Linked DNA regions of Homo sapiens: region 1 is linked to region 2. A link is an interaction called in ENCODE POLR2A ChIA-PET data of the cell type or tissue named here. Cell type or tissue: OCI-LY7. All regions are shown on one strand. Each heading gives the region's core, and the rest is flanking DNA. Links, peaks and the distances in the headings are about the cores only.

Region 1 (8,376 bases), core at 2,191-7,190, 97 kb after region 2:
AGAAGGAGTTTAATAATCTCAAGGACACTGAACAAGGAAACAGGAGTAGGAGGAATCCTCAAGCCTAAAATCTTTCTCTATGAGGGGTCCTGGGCAAGGGTTATTAAGGGGATTGTGGAGGATGAGGGACTGGAAAATTGGGGTCATTAATTGGTTGAGGTAAGGGGGGAGGAGATAATTAGGATATAGAAACTACATTCTTTCATGAGTTAGGTTTTTGCTGGGCCCTTTGAACCAGCTGGTGTTGGTGGTATGCAGAATCTAAAGGAGAGGCTCAGAATGGAAAGCTTATATAGAACTTATATGTAGAACAGAAAAGGAACAAAGAGTCTCATGACAAGGGCTACGTTATCCTGGGGTAGTAAAGTGGCAACTAACTACAAAGAAGGGGCCGAAGGGCGAGCTGGCTTATTGATTGCTGCCAATTGTTCTTCAAGCCTACTTAATCTTTTTTTCCTTTAATCAATTTATAAAAATTTCCTAGGGATAGTTTCAGTAACACATGGTTAAATAAGAAGTCTCCAAGAGAAATTTTAAAATATTTTGAACTAAATAAAAATTAAACATACAATTTATTAAACATATATTTATTATAAATGAGATGCAGCTAAAGCAGTGCTTAGAAGGAAATTTATAACACTAAATGCAAAATGAATATATTAGAAAAGAAAAAAGATCTAAAATCAACAATTTAAGCTTCCACCTTAGGAAGCTAAAGAAAGATTAGTAATTAAATCCTAAAACAAACAGAAAAAAAGAAATAACACAAATTAGAGTGAAAAATCAGTGAAATTAAAAACAGGAAAGCAATAGAGAAAATCAAATGCAAATCTGATTCTTTGAAATGTTCAATAAAATTGATAAGCCTGTAGTCAGGCTACCCAAGCAAACAGAGAAGACTCAAATTACCAATATCAGAAACAAAATAGAAATAAAAACTATTATAATAAAAAATATTATTTGTAATAGCATGGAAAAATAAATATTTGTATATGAATCCTACAAAATATATATAGGATCTATATGTAGAAAATTAAAAATCTCTGATTTTAAAAAATCAAGAAAGATTTAAATAAAATGGAAAGAGATTCCATATACATGAACTGAAAAACACAATATTAAGATATCAATTTTATCTTCTCTAGAGGCTCAATGCAATCCCAAAATTCAGCAAGTAAGGCCAGGTGCGGTGGTTCATGCCAGTAATCCCAGCACTTTGGGAGGCTGAGACAGGCAGATCTTTTGAGCCCAGGAGTTTGAGACCAGCCTGAGCAATATGGCAAAACCCTATTTCTACAAATAATACAAAAAATTAGCCAGGCTTGGTGGTGTGTACCTGTAGTCCCAGCTACTTGGGAGGCCGAGGTAGGAGGATCACCTAAACCCAGGAAGCTGAGGATGCAGTAAGCCAAGATCGCACCACGGCATTCCAGCCTGGGTGACAGAGTGAGACCCTGTCTTAAAAAACAAAAACAAAACAAAACAAAAAAACAAAATCTAGCAAGCTATTTTTGTATATATTGACAAATTTATTCTAAAGTTTATATGTCAACACAAGAATAGCCAACACAATGCTGAGAAAAAGGACAATGTTGAAGGACTCATGCTACCCGATTTCAAGACTTACTATAAAATCAAGTAATCAAGGCAGCATAATATTAGAGAAAGAATAGGGACATAGATCAATGAAATATGATAGAGAGCCCAGAAATAGACCTCTACAAGTATAATCTACTGATCTTTTGGCAATTCAAATGGATGAAGTCCAGTCTTTTCAATAAATAGTGGTGGAATGATTAGACAGACATATGTAAAAAATAGCTTCCAAAGAGGACAGTGTGGGAGAGAAGAAGGATAACTTTACGATGAAGAAACCTGACAAACATGACCTCTGGCAGGTGATTAAAGTTACAGGTCAACATGATGATAAATCATTGTGATAAATCTTAATATGATGTGATGAAAATGGCACTTTATCTCTGCTGTCTTCCTCTAAATAACTCAATCTGAGCCTAATTGTGAGGAAAATATCCGAAAACCCAAACTGAGGAGTATTCTGCAAAATACCTGACCAGTGCTCCTCAAACTGCCAAGGTCATAAAAAAAAGTCTGAGAAATTGTCACAGCAAGAAAAAGCTAAGAAAACATGATCACTAAATGTAATGTGGGTTTTTTTTGGATGGGATCCTGGAACTGAAAAAGGACGTTAGGTAAAACTATAAAATAATAAAGTATTAATAATTTTTATTAATAATAAAGTTTATTAATTGTAGCAAATGTACCATACCAGTGTAAGATGTTAGTAACAGGAGAAACTGGTTACAGGCTAGATGGGAACTCTCTGTTCTATCTTCATGCTTTTATGTAAATCTAAAACTGCTCTAAAAGAAAAAGAAGTGGATAGAGGGATGAGCAGATCTCACTCTTTATGGAGACCTCATAGAGGGCAGAAAAGGGAATTTTTTTGGAACGTCAGCAAAATGTAGGAGAAGAAGGGCCAATCAAGAGGTGCAGAAGCTGAGGAATTAGAACACAAGAGAAAGCAAAGTCCCCAGAGACATGGAAGGAAGAGGCAAGGGGGGAAGGGGTTGGAGTGTGGAATGCCTCAGAAGGTCGGCACTTAGGAGGGAACCTGGGAGGGGAGAGCATTTCAAACTTTCAGGAGCTTTCCCAGAAGGTGGATCTTCTAAAGGAGCAAGAAAAATTCTAAAAATAGCTAAATGTGATTGTAAGGGAAGTGTTAACTGGGGAGGGGGACGCTGAGAAGGTAACTTACCATGAAATATTGGAGAGCTCAGAACAGCTTGCTATCTGGACATGCATTGCACAAGCCCATGGGTTCCTCATCATCTCAGCAACCTTGATAGGCTTTGGATGTCCTAATGGGAGCTAGGAGCAGTGTTGAGGAATAAGGTCCAAGAGAGATGAAACCTTCTGCACAACAGAGGGAAGCGAATTGGGATGGCTGGAGGCAATCTTCAAGGATAGGAACATAATGAGAAAAGACACGGGATTGGGAAATGAGATGCTGAGGCCAGCTGAGCCCGCATCCACGGGGGCAGGCATGGTCTTCCGCAGCCAGGGGCAGAGGGATATTTGAGGAACAGATGCCCAATCCTAGAGTCTCAGATTTCTGCTCTGAGGTATGAAGCACTGTCCCCTCTGTGGCCTGCAGATGCCCAGAAACAGCTAAGGGGACAGAATTCTGAAGATGCAAGGATGCAAAGCACCCGGAAGTCTCTGAGTGGGTACTGGACTTTCCATTCTCCTTAACTTTCATTTTCATCAAGCTTATATATGCTTATATTTTAGAAAGCTAAATATTGCTACAGAGCTTTTATAAAAGTTTTTACCCTAATTTCCTCCCATTTTCAAGTCCAAATCCTAGGTGGTAACTACAGTTGACGCCAGAGGGGATCAGGGGTGCCAAGTTCCTGCACAGTTAAAAATCATGTATAACTTGTGACTCCCCCAAAACTTAACTACTAATAGCCTGCTGGTGACTGGAAGCCTTACTGATAAACAGTCGATTGACACGTATTTTGTACGTTATATGTAATATATGCTGTGTTCTTAAAATAAGCTAGAAATGAAAATTATTATTAAGGAAATCATAAGGAATAGAAAATATATGTACTATTCACTAAGTGGCAGTGGAAAATGTATTTATTATTCACTGAGTGGCAGTGGATCATCATGAAGGTCTTCTTCCTCATCATCTCCACATTGAGTAGGCTGAGGAGGAGGAGGAAGAGGAGGGGCTGGTCCTGCTGTCTTAAGGGTGGCAGAGGTAGAAGAAAATCCATGTATAAATGGACCCTGAAGTTCAAACCCAGGTTGTTCAAGGGTCAGCTGTATTTATAGTTCTTCTAGCTGGGTTTTTTTTTTTTTTGTATTTTGTTTCGTATTTCCAAATAATATGTCCTCACTGCCATTTCTTTCTTTCTTTTTTTAAAAAATTTTTAGACATTTTCCTTTGACCTCCTACAACATAGGCGTATATTTGGTCCCACCCCTACCTCACCTCCACTTCTTGACCCCATTCTTCCATTCAAATTATGATTTTTGGTTAAATTAATGTGCATTGTTCATATTACTTTAACAAGTTAATTATTATTTATAGCTGAACTTTGTAAAATTCTAAGATTATATTTTCTGCCTTGTACAACTTGTATTCTTTTGAATCAATTGCTAATTGTTCTCCAAACTTTCCAGCAAAGCAATAAAATTCTGCTCAATAGCGTGAAGGGCACCATGCATGCCATTCCCCCAGCTTTCTCTTTCTGTGTCTGCACCTATGGGATACAGAGGGCTCTAGAGAGCAGTCAGGAGGGGGATCAAGAGTAGGCTTTGCTGGGAGGGTCCCAGCAGGTAAGGCTGGGCAGTCAGGGGACTAGTGAGCAGGAGGTAGAGGAGCTTCCATTTCAAAGTAGGCGCTGAGCTGGAGGTCAGGAGACCTGGGGACACTCCGCAGGCCTGGAAGCCCTTGGTGGAGCCAAGGAAAAACATTATTTTGCAGGGCCTGGCTCCAGCAAGCCTGCCCCAGGTGCTCTTGGTGTGTTCCTGATAGAGTCTTTCCAAAGTCCTATGAGATGCGTGATATTGTTGTGAGTCTTCCAGGAGAACCGAGAAAAAACAAAACGCTGCTAGCACAGCGCCTAGTATCCACTTGTCACTCAAGACGTGGTCTTCCCTGGCCCAACGTGCTTTGCTCTTCTGCCTCCTTGTGGTGGGCAGCAGGGTAACTCAGCAGGATGGCCAGCTCCTCCCTCTATGTGGTGGACTCAGTTGTTCTAGATGAACAACAGCCTCCTTTATACCCACCACCTGGCTACACCGATTGAACATCCTCCTAGGAACCCTCAGACAAGGCCCCTATGCAAAGATCAATAAGGCAAGGTTCCTCCTTCCTCCTTTATGGAGTTTCTGACGTAACAGGCGATGTCATGTACCCATGTAGCTAACTAAAATAATGTAATAGCTATTACATTATAATACAGTATAAAATAATGTAATAATAATGTAACTAACTAAAATAATGATCTGGAACATAAAATGCAGAACAAACATAACTGAGCTAAATACAGATTTCCTTAGATTTTGCCTTTTACTTGAAAAGAGCTTATCATTTAGGTGATAGGTATTGAGAAGTAAATATTATTATACTTAATTAGCAATTAAAAATGACAAAGTAGGAAAACCTTGAACTTGGCTAATGAAGCATTGTTTGATTAGTTATATGTGATTTAAAATGGATTAAATCAACACTTGGCTCTCCTATGGCCTCATTCTTTATTTTCTACTCTTAGCCCTTTTGCCAATAGGTCCGTGTGTGTTAAAGACAATGACTTTCCATACCTATGTTGGTTATCCCAATTCTGTCTCTACTGAGCACAGGTGACTTCACATCCATGTGCCCTTCTCAAATGATACTCTCTAGAGAGGGGAAGTCAGCTTTGTGTAACTCTTCTTACACTGCATTTGGCAAACTGCCAGGGGTATTAAGTTTCCCAATAGATATATGTGTTTTCACACACACACACAAAAACAACAACCAGGATTCTTATGCTCTCTGGAATAGCTAGAGAATCACAAGAAAATGAAGACGATAGAACTTGGTGGACTAATTATGGCTAAGTTCTAAAGTTGAGGCTAAGATGTATGACATTTCTGTTGTGATCCTCAAATACCATCTCAGATATCAATTGGTGGACTGGTGAATTAAGGAAGTGATTAAAAAGATGCACTTATTAAACAACTTCCATAAAAGATTCATTTTTTCTTCAGCAGCATGCAAGTATGTTTCTGCCTTTAGTTCCAATAAGTCATGATCTTTCGCTACTCCTTGTCCCCAGAGAGAAGTGCCTCTTCTATTCTAGAGACTTTGCCAAGACCTGGCTGTTAAAAGAGAGCTGGTGAAATGAGGATCCAGGTTTGGGTGAGAGAGCACTTGAACTCAGTATGTGGGCTTCCTCTTTCTTGCAGTGCTGTGAAGTGCAGAGTCCCTTCTCCTAGCGGCAGTGCTGAACTCCGCTGTTAGAGGGAAACATTGAACTGGCTCCAGGATCACCCAAGCTTGGTTTTTAGCAGAGTTGTGTAAGAGAACAGGGAAGTTTCACACTGGCCCAGGCATGGAGTTCCATTTGTTCAACCTCTCTCTAGACTGAAAATGGCAGGAAAAAGAGAAGTTGGAAGACAATAAAGAACTGTGTGGAATGTGCACAATCAAAGAAAACAGAAGGATTGCTCTTCTCTCCCAGTCTTTGTTGGAATTGGATGAAAATGACCAAGAGTGCAGCATGGCCCCCTTATCCATAAGGGTCCCACACTGGAAAGTCATCAGATGGTATTATCGTACCATCAAGTTTCAGTCAGATTAATGTTCACATCTTTATAACTCAGAGATTTTTGAGGGAACTATTTGTTACAAAGTGTGTAGCTCCTACCAAGCATATTAAAAAATACATGGTTCTTGAAGGCCAGGGTGACTAAAATGCTTACAGACTCACTGTTTTGAAATTTGTCTTTTTTTTAAAAAGGAAGGAACATCAGTAGCTTCTAATCCTGTATTTGATAGTTTCTTTCTTTAAGGTAAAGAAAAAATTTTAAGCTACCCAGGATGACCTTTAAAACAGAAGATACTTGCTGAAATATGTTATTGGTCATGGCTTATGAACTCTGCTGAGAGGATGTGTTAAGGATTATTCAGGGTCCAGCTCTGAATCAGGTGGCCTGAACTTGAATTCTGGTTCTGTCACCTTCCAGCTGTGTGACCTCTCTGCAAGTCCCTTGACAAGCCCCTTGTGCCTCAGTTTCCTTATCTTTTCAATAAATAATATCTACTTGGATATGTTATTATGAGATAATTAAATAATATATCTCTTTATAAGATTATTGGTAGGATGATATAAATTTATATAATAAATTTAAAGTATTCAAAGTAGAGTGTTGCTCATTTGTGACATGTAAATATCAGCTCTTGGGAATTGCACTTAGGAGAGAACTTTCAGAGACACTCATATGAAGCAGCAACTGAAATTTCCAACACAAAGGGTATGCCTGGGTGGCCATTTAAAACCAAGCCTGACTGGGCCAACAGCACTTCTGTTTTGGAAGTTTTCTTTTTTTTTCTTTTTTTGAAACAGGGTGTCACTCCTGCTCCCCAGGCTGGAGTGCAGTGGCATGATCACAGTTCACTGCAGCCTCAACTTCCCAGGCTCAGATGATCCTCCCACCTCAGCCTCCCAAGTAGCTGGGACCACAAGCACACACCACCACGCCTGGTTAGTTTTTGTATTGTATTTTTAGAAGAGATAAGATTTCACCATGTTGTCCAGGCTACTTTTGAACTCCTGGGCTCAAGTGATCCTCCTGCCTCAGCCCCCTAAAGTGCTGGGATTACAGGCCTGAGCCACCATGCTCATCCTTTGGAGGTTTTCTTAATGCTTCTTTGACTTTTTCAAAGATGTCTGTCCAATTTGCACAAAATGCTGGAACCAGGATATTCAAGGAGATTTGGGTCTATTATACAGTTATTGCTGAAATACAGAGATGTCTGCCACCTTTTCCACAGCACATCAGAATGACAGATGGCAGACTGAATGGAGAGACCTAGAGTCTTTGTATGGCTGAGCCACTAAGCAGTAGTCCTACTTTGAACAAATTACTTGACCTCTTTCAGTTTTCATTTATATTATCATGGCTGGAAACAGGTTTAATTACACATATGAACTCTGATGGACAGGCAATGACTTCCTGAAAAGCAATGATGAGAAAGGCTCTGAAGACAGGGCAGGTAACCATCCAGTGACAGATTACTGATGTCTTCTCTGGGAGAAACGCCTGCAACGGATTTGCCATTTCTGGAATAATGGTGTCAAAGGGTCCTTCTTGCTCTAAAATGCTTGAATTTTAAGATCACTTTAAACCAATACAACTTCATAGTTTGTAATTGGAAATAATCGTTTGAAGATAACATAGCTTTTAATTTTTAGATAGAGCCTTGATAATTCTGCCCCTCTCTGCTTGACACTAGGATTTAGACCCAAATAAGGGACCTATTCTTGCCCTTGCCTGGACCCTTGGTGATAGTCCCCAGAACTTTTAGGGCTATTTAGTCACCTCCTTTTATCATTCACCGCTATATTCCTCTATGCCGTCCCTTCTAAATCCTTCCTTCACTCCCTCTCATACTTAACTTCTATTACCTGCAATTACTTTTATGCCAACCTAATACCTCTCAACAAGTAACTTCACCTTATGCTTCTCAGAGAAAGGCAGAGCCTCAGATGGGAGCTCCTCCACCATTGCTGGAGGTGGTGACTGCATCCTTCTAGCCCCTTCCCTCCAGTGAAAAAGGAGGAGGTGGCCTTCTCC
Region 2 (8,376 bases), core at 2,033-7,032:
TATGTTTTTAATTGCTAAATAAAAATTGTATATATTTATGGTGTGGAGCATGATGTTTTGATATATATTGTGGAATGGCTAAATTAAGCTAATTAACATATGCATTACCTTACATGCTGGTTATTTTTATGGTGAGAACATTTAAAATGTACTCTCTCAGCAGTTTTTAAGAATATAATACATTGTTATTAACTACAGTCACCATGTAGCACAGTGGAGCTCCTGAACTTAGCTTCCGGTCTAACTGAAATTTGTTTTGTTGTTGTTGTGTTGTCCAGGCTGAAGTGCAGTGGTGCAATCTTGACTTACTGCAGCCTCAACCTCCTGGGCTAAAGTGATCCTCCTACCTCATCCTCCTGAGTAGCTGAGACTACAGGCGTGTGCCACCATACCCAGAGAATTTTTCTATTTTTTGTAGAGATGAGGTTTCACCATGTTGCCCAGGCCAGTCTTCAGCTCCTGGGCTCAGATGATCTGCCCACCTCAGCCTCCCAAAGTGCTGGGATTACAGATGTAATTTTGCATTTTTACCATCTCCTCTTATTTATTTGTATTTGTATTTTTAACCATCTCCTCTTATTTATTTTATTTTTTTACATAAAAGAAGTCTGGCCAGGTGCAGTGGCTCATGCCTGTAATCCCAGCACTTTGGGAGGCTGAAGTGGGTCGATCACCCAAGGTCAGGAGTTTGAGACCAGCCTGGCCAACATGGCGAAACCCCGCCTCTACTAAAAATACAAAAATTGGCCAAGCGTGGTGGTGCACGCCTGTAGTCCCAGCTCCTTGGGAGGCTGAGGCAGGAGAATCACTTGAACCCAGGAGCAGAGGTTGCAGTGAGCCAAGATCATGCCATTGCACTCCAGCCTGGTCAGTAGAGTGAGACTCCATTTCAAAAAAAAAAGAGAGAGGGAGAAAAAGGAAATCAAGATTACCGAATACGTGGAAGTCGAGTTCCTACCCCTTCTTGGTTCCATCCCCTTCCACCCTTGCCAAGGCCTTCACTATCCTGGATTTTGACCTTGAAGTCTGTGGTTAGAATGCTGTTCCATACGCCACTAAGTGTCTTTCTTGTGTTTCTCATTTAACCACCATATGAGCCCTGTAAGGCTGTACTGCTGCTATGTCCATTGGACAGATGAGCAAACCAAGGTCCAGGAAAATAAAAAATTGAGCCACCCAAGGTCTAAAAGCCAGACTGACTCCAGCCAACTGTGGCTGGATGCTGTTGTCTCACCTTTGTGTTATGAAGCCCTTTTTTCATCCTCTGTCTAGTTTTCCAACAAGGTTCTGTGGCTAAACCTCACAAATAATCGCATTAATCTGAGAATACTGTGCCAAAAAGAACATTGTGAATAACATTAATGGTGAATGTATTACACACAGAAATCTAAAAACACCTCTGGTGTTTTCTCAGAAACATTTTTACAGTTCTAAAGTAATTTTATAAATCTTGTTTAAAAGGTAAAGAATTACTATTCTGAAGAGCTTGAGCAGAAATCTAGATTTCTTAAGAACTCAACTAATTCTCACCTCCTTCATCTGCAAATGGCACAAGTTTTCCAACAAGTCTTGAAAATTTTACCTCTTTTGTCGACAAAGGATGAAAACCAGAGGTATGAAGAGGCTTTGCATTTCAGAAAGTCCATCATGGTAGAAAAAGAACCTTCGTTGAGGGAGAAACATTTGCCTCAGAAACAGGGATGAGTAAACAGATAGATTACTCTAGAAGCCCATCCATGGGGAGTCTCAGACTACTCCCACCCTGGGCACTACTCCTTTAAAAAGCACCTGCAGGGCCTCTGGGGTGAGCCACTGGCCCACCAGCATCTGCAAGGCACCATGGGAGACACAAAGGTGAATGAGAGATGGCCTTTGCCTTCAGTGCCATGTTACCTATGAACAGATGTTGACTTGCTTCTTTTTGGAAGCCTGCCCATAACAGTGAGAATTAGTAGGTTTTAGAGAACTCTTGTAGACAGGGCCTTGCTCTGTCACTCAGGCTGAAATGCAGTGGCACCATGTCAGCTCACTGCAGCCTCAACCTCTTGGGCTCAAGTCATCCTCCTGCCTCAGCCCCTCAAGTGGCTGGGTCTACAGGCGCGCACCACCATGCCTGGCTAACTTTTGTATTTTTTGTAGAGATGGGGTTTTGCTGTGTTGCCCCGGCTGGTCTCGAACTCCTGAGTTCAGGCAATCTGCCCGCCTCAGCCTCCCAAAGTGCTGGGATTACAGGCATGAGCCACCATGCCCGGCCTACCCTTGTATATTTGTCCAGGAAGAGACTCTTGAGTTAGCTGGTGTGTCCCAGGGCCTGTGTTCCACAGATGAGCCTGAGGCCGGGGAACGCCTGCCCCACTCAGGGGAACCTGGGGAGTGCTGTGCTGGTGTGGGCTGAATGACATCCCCTAGAAGGGAATGGTGAAGCCCCAATCCCTGGCACCTGTCAATGTGACCCTATTTGGAAACAGGGTCATTGCAGATATAATTAGTCGAGTTAAGATGGGATCATATTGGAGTAGGGTGGACCCCCAATTCAATGTGATGGTGTCTGCATAAGAGGAAGGAGATTTGGACATGAAGACGCATATAGAGGAGAGTGCTGAGTGAAGACAGACATTGGGAGGAAGAGGTGTGTGAAGACGAGGCAGAGTGCAGCGATGCCCCTCCAGCCAAGCAGCACCGGGGCTTGGCCCGAGGGGGAAGGAAGACTTCACCCCCAGAGGCTTCGGAGGGAGCATGGCCCTGCGGATGCCTTGGATTGGGACTTCTGGTCTTCGTGACTGTGACAAAGTAAACTTTTGTTGCTTGGAGCCTCCCAGGTTGTGACCTTTGCTAAGGCAGCCCAAGCAGACAAACACACTGACGCTTCCTGAAATTCTGGAGGCCGCTCCCCTGGGGGGCAGCGTTGCTTCCTTCTGTCAAATGTGGGGCCTGGACCTGGGCTTGCTGGGCCCCCTCCTGTTCTAGGCCACTACTCCTGCTCCAGAATCCCAGATCCTCCCTGCCTGTCCCGGCTGATTCATGATCCCAGCCTGGCTTCACCACAGGGCCTCTCAAAGAGCCCCGAGACCTGCTCCTGGGTTTCTGGAGCGCGGCCATCACAGATCCCTGCTGTGTCTGTCTGACAGGCTCCATCAGCAATAGGATACAAAAGTGAATCCTCAGCCTCCCCAACTTACCATGGGGCTAAATCCAGGGGGCCAGACAAGTGCCCAGGTCTGTGGGCCCTGGTCTGCTATTTCCAGGTCCCCAAGAGGCTAGTAGAAGGTGCTTGTTCCCTGGCCCCGAGGGAACCCTTGACCTCAGCCAGCTCCAGCCCCTGCAGGAGCCATCTCCATGCCTCTAGACCCCCAGTAGACACCCTCCTTCCAGGATCTGACTCCGGTTGTTAGCCTGGGCCCCCAGGATGAGGACAGTGTAAGGAGCCAGGAGGTTGGGACCAGACTGGCCTCCTAGCCTAGCTGAAGAGATGGGTCCTGGCCTTATGAGCTCCCATATGACTGGAAGCTTCCCCAACCCTGGAACCACAGACAGTTCCTGGGCTCTGGTCCTCTCAGCCCAGTGGTGCAGGGGCGGCCCATCCTGAGAGTTCCTGCGGGGAAGAGGGGCCTGTGGGGACAAGGGGATGCTACAGTGAGTGACTTTGAGGACAAGGACACACACAAGCACAGCCCTTTCGGCCACCCCATGGGCCCTGGGTTGCCAGGAGCCTTACCAAGCCCCAGCTTGCCTGGTCCCCACCTCCATGAGGCCACGAGCCAGCCTGGCCGCCCTGGAGCTAGTGCTGGAGCCCATCACGGGATCTGCTATCCCACCATGCAGCAAGAAGAGGAACTGAGAGCCAAGACACTTTTAGAGCCATTTGACCGAGTGTCTGCCTGTTGAATCTAATGATGTAATTTGCATATCTTTATTTTCATTTTCTAGGGGTTGGGAGCTGTGATCAGCACAGGCTGCTTGGCCAGGAGGAATGACTGCAGGGTGGGCAGACACAGGTTGGTACTCAGTGGAGACCTGAGTGAATGAATGAATCAGAGCTGGGGAGGACGGGGGGCATGGGAGGGAACTGCCGTTGTCAGAGAAAGCCCAACACAGACCTTCCTTTCCCTGGGATCATCCCTGGGGTCACCAAACCTCCCCCGTACACCTGAGGAGAGACCACCTGAGTCACAGCCCGCAGAGCTCCGGCCAAAGAGCTGGGATGGATGGGCTGGAGCCAGTGGACTTGGCTCAGGGTCTAATTTCCTAGTCGTGACCACTATCCCCTCCTCTACGCTGAGCCTCAGTTTCCCAATCTGTAAACCGAAGGGGATGCTCTAGACCAGGGATCCACAAATCATTAACCTCTGGGCCAAATCTAGCCAACTGCCTCTTTTTGCAAATGATGTTTTGTTGGAATGTGGCCATGCCCATTCACTTGCTGCTGTCTGCAGCTGCCTTTGCGTCACAATGACAGGGCTGTGTAGGTGTGGCTGGGAGCTTATGGCCCACAAAGCCATGCGTATGCACCACCTGGCCCTTTACAGCAAGGCTGGCCAGCCCGACCTTCCACGAGCGTTTCTCAGCGGAAGCAGTGTCACCTCTGAGTGGGTATTTAAGAAATTGCTTCTGGTGAGTGTAGGTCAAGCTCATTGCAAGACAAGTTCCATGCTATAAAAGCTACTTTTCTTTAAGTTCTTATACTTCCACTTTATATTAAAGTTAAGACATTATGTTTATCTTTTGCGATTTGGAGCATAGATAGGTGATCATCTGTATGGGTTTCATTACAGGGCATTAGAGAGCGTCTGTTAGAAGAGCAGGGCATTGATTTTGATGCAATGAGGCAGTTTCTTTAGAGGGCCCACGAGGCCCTAGATTCCGCATCAGCTTTAAGTGGCAAAGCCACACAGCTATTTCAAGAGCACAGCACTAGAGGGCAGCATAAGCCCATGAGTGCAACGCCAGAGCTCTGCGCCCTGGGCACCGCCGCTTCCCGAAGGCTGCAGGACTGGGGAAGGCTTGTGCCACCAGGACCTGAGCACTCAGCAGGAGTGTCAGGCCTCTGGGCCTGGGTCAGAGCTGATGGAGAGACCGTTCCAGCATGTGAGACGCTGGAGGGAACTGAAACCCACCTGCTGCACATGCATACTTCCCCGGTGGTTTTGGAAATGCTCTTGTTGTCAAAGATGTCCCTTCACACGGGGCTCTGCCTTCCCCACTGCCCTCCTGCACAGGCACAGCACATGTGTGCACACTAAGACTTCCAGGAATCTGTCCATCTAGCTGAACTGATTTTTCCCCCCAATTTATTCGACATTAGGATCTTTCGTGCGAGCCCGCGTGTGTGTCTAAACTTAGCCACATCAGGAAGCTGACACTGGTAAGTGATGACTTAACATTGTGGGAGATGTCCTTCTACACACCTGTGGGTTCCATGGATTCAGCCAACTTCGGATTAAAAAACAGTTTTATGTTTCTTTGTTTTTTTTTGTTTTTTGTTTTTTTTGACGGGTTTTGTTCTGTCACCCAGGCTGGAGTGCAGTGGTGTGATCACGGCTTACTGCATCCTAGACCTCTGGGTCATGCAATCCTCCTGACTCAGCCTCCCGTGTAGCTGAGGTCACTGGTGCCCGACCCCACATCCAGCGTTTTTTTTTTTTTTTTGTAGAGATGGGGTCTTACTTTGTCTCCCAGGCTAGTCTCCAACTCCTAGGGTCTAGTGACCCAGCCTCCCAAAATGCTGGGATTATAGGCGTAAGCCACTGCACCCTGCCAGGATAAAAAATACTTTAAAAAACAATAAAAATCACAATACAACAATGAAAAATAATACCAATTCTAAAAAGACAGTATAACAACCATTTACTTGGCATTTGCATTGTATTAGATATATATAAGTAATCTAGAGATGATTTAAAGTACACAAGAGGATTGTGTAAGTTCTATGCAAATACGACACTATTTTATATCAGGGACTTGAGCATCTGCAGATTTTGTTACCATGGGGGTCTTGGAACCAATCCCCCTCGGATACCAAGGAATGACTGCATATATATATATATTTTAAGTTGGGATTCTTGTTCATTTTCAAACCATCTTTGCTAATATGGCAGTTGGCTTCCCTGGGCAGGAGGGAGCATGCCATGTGCAGACAGCATGCCCCTCCCCTACACAGGAAAGAGGGCCTGTGTGCACGGAACTGCATCCGTCTCTAAGGGGAGAGCGGGGCTCCTGGATCCTAGACACTCTGACACAGCATCCATCACACTTGTGGGCCGGTTTGCTTCTCCTGATCTCTAAGTCTCTCTCAGGCTCCCTCTTGTCCGGGGACACTGTGACAAAAGCAGCTGGAATGTTCAGGATTAACAAGACAGTCTTATTTAAGAAACAGATGCAGAGCACCCTGAAACCCCTGGCAGTGCCCGCGTTGCCATGGCTTTTCCACTCAGCGTGGAAGACCATGAGTCGTGCATCTCCCTGCTGGACCATGGCTTCTGGAGATGGAGGATGGCAGGGCCAGGTGTGATGTTGTCCTCCTGTCCAGCTCCTCCTGCATTGTAGGATGTCTGTCATAACCTGGTCTTAGAAGCCAAGAAGAAATGCAAACCTGTCCCAATAGGCCTCGCTTTGGCAACAGCCAGTGAACAGGTAGATTAACGTCACCACTCAGGCCATTTGGTCACCTGCTCACCAAGGTGCCACCACCACTGACACCAGGCTTATGAGGGTTTCCATCCCCATTTATGATGCTACCAGGAAGCTGATTTTAGCCACAGCCATTTAAAAAAACAAAACCTGTTGTGTCCTTGTAGATCCAAAGTGTTGGAAATCTTCCCTTTTTCCCCCAGCCTCGCCCACCTACCATTTCAATGTAACCTCCCAAATTCTTCCACAGAGCATTGTTGAAGGCTCTGAGAATCTTTCAACCTCCTCCACAAAGCCCTCCAGGGCCCCCGTCACAGCATTCCCTTGGCATTTTATTTGTGGCTCTTGGACACCGTTGTCCCCACCCTTCATGACAGGCCGGGGACTCCTGGCACTGGATCCTTTTTGCGTAAAGTAAGCTGATTGAATTAAGCACGCATCACTGAAATGCTTTGCTTTCCATGGAACCACACTGCCTCTGAATGAGAATCTGCTGCTCTTTAAATGCTCACCGACCCGCCGTCAACGAGCTGTTGTGAGGTTCTACCAGGAATCGGAGGCGTTATGCACAGACCTCCTTTCCAGCCTCTCCTCCCTGCCCCTTGTGGTCAATGCTGCTTTGGATGCTCCCATTTCCTGGGGGCCCGGAGATCCCGCTCACCTAGAGGGGATGGGCCCTGCTGGCTCTTCTCTGTGTCCTGCCTGGCCCTGCCATCCTCCTTCTAGCTGCAGAAGAGGGGAGTCTGGGGACTAGGGCCTGCCTCCTTCCCCTGGGGCACAGCTTCTGCCAGGCACAGCGCCATCCCCCAGGTCACACCAGTTCTTGGATGTCCCCATCAAAGCCTCTTGTTCCTCCTCTGGAAAAACTCTAAGTGGAAATTATAAAAAGTTCTCCAGAAGGTCTAGTCAGAAAAGTCTTGAAAAGACGAGCGGTCCCTAGAACTCCAGGCCAACCCCAATCTCTCTGACCTCCCTCCTCTTGTCCTCTTCCCTAAAACCACAGCCTCTCCCCTCTACTGGCACCTCTTGTCCCCATGAAGCATCCTCTGGGCCCCTCCTCAAGGCAAACACATCAAGGAGTTGCCTGGGGCACCTGCCTTCTTCTCTGCTGTTCCACCCCACTGGGTGGCACCCGATGTGCTCCTGCTTTCAGCTGCCCTTCCCGCAGACGCTGCTCCTGCACAAGGCTCCAGGGGCCTCCCAGTCACAGCCTCTCCCCAGGCAGTGCCAGCTCCACCTCACCTGACCTCTCGGGCCCAGACCCATCCCTCTGCCTTGGCCTCCTCTGGCCCGAGCCGCCCAGCACTTTGCCCAGGTGGCCTTCCTGGCACCCTGCCTCTCCCTCCTTCTCCACGGTTGGACCCGAGCTTCACTGCTAGTCGCAGCCCATGGGGTGCTGCCTGGGGTGGCCGCTCTGGAGGCCCTGGCTGTCCCTCTTGGTCTTTCACTATGGGCCCCCCACCCTGAGACAAGTGACCTCCCACCCAGGGGAGGCTGGTCCCTCCTCCTAGCCAAGTCCCACTGTTGTCTTGTGGCCAGAAAAGGAAAGGAAGTGGCCCCCAAGTCAGCAGTGGGGGTTTATGGACCACATTTGTAATTAACTTGAAAAACAACGCATGAGCTGAACGCCTGGTCTGGTGCTTGTCCTGGGTTTTGAATGTTCTCTTCACCTGTCTCAGAGAGTGACATTTATACAAACTTCTTTCTTCTGTGTCCTTATGAACAGTATCCAAAATGGGACCTTAGGTC

The links. ChIA-PET counts read pairs that join two places held together with the same protein. Peaks named below come from ENCODE experiments on the same cell type or tissue, not always from the same donor. Only the 100,000 strongest peaks of a DNase experiment are listed, where the experiment ranks them.
Region 1: POLR2A ChIA-PET joins it to region 2 with 5 read pairs; 3 of 35 experiments call an interaction of 5 or more read pairs at or near these places.

What each region holds. Positions count from the first base shown.
Region 1 is chr10:127,753,577-127,761,952 of GRCh38, reverse strand. No RefSeq gene overlaps it. Among named protein-coding and RNA genes, the nearest start is that of FOXI2, 21 kb to the right of the region's middle. In OCI-LY7, for the core only: a CTCF peak has its summit at 4,701 (motif pointing left); no DNase peak of the experiment used is centred there.
Region 2 is chr10:127,850,713-127,859,088 of GRCh38, reverse strand. No RefSeq gene overlaps it. Among named protein-coding and RNA genes, the nearest start is that of CLRN3, 38 kb to the left of the region's middle. RefSeq lists a silencer at 4,920-4,999. In OCI-LY7, for the core only: CTCF peaks have their summits at 4,712 and 4,913 (motif pointing right); DNase peaks (open chromatin) are centred at 3,848, 4,468, 5,098 and 6,168; H3K4me3 peaks cover 2,257 bases; H3K27ac peaks cover 2,582 bases.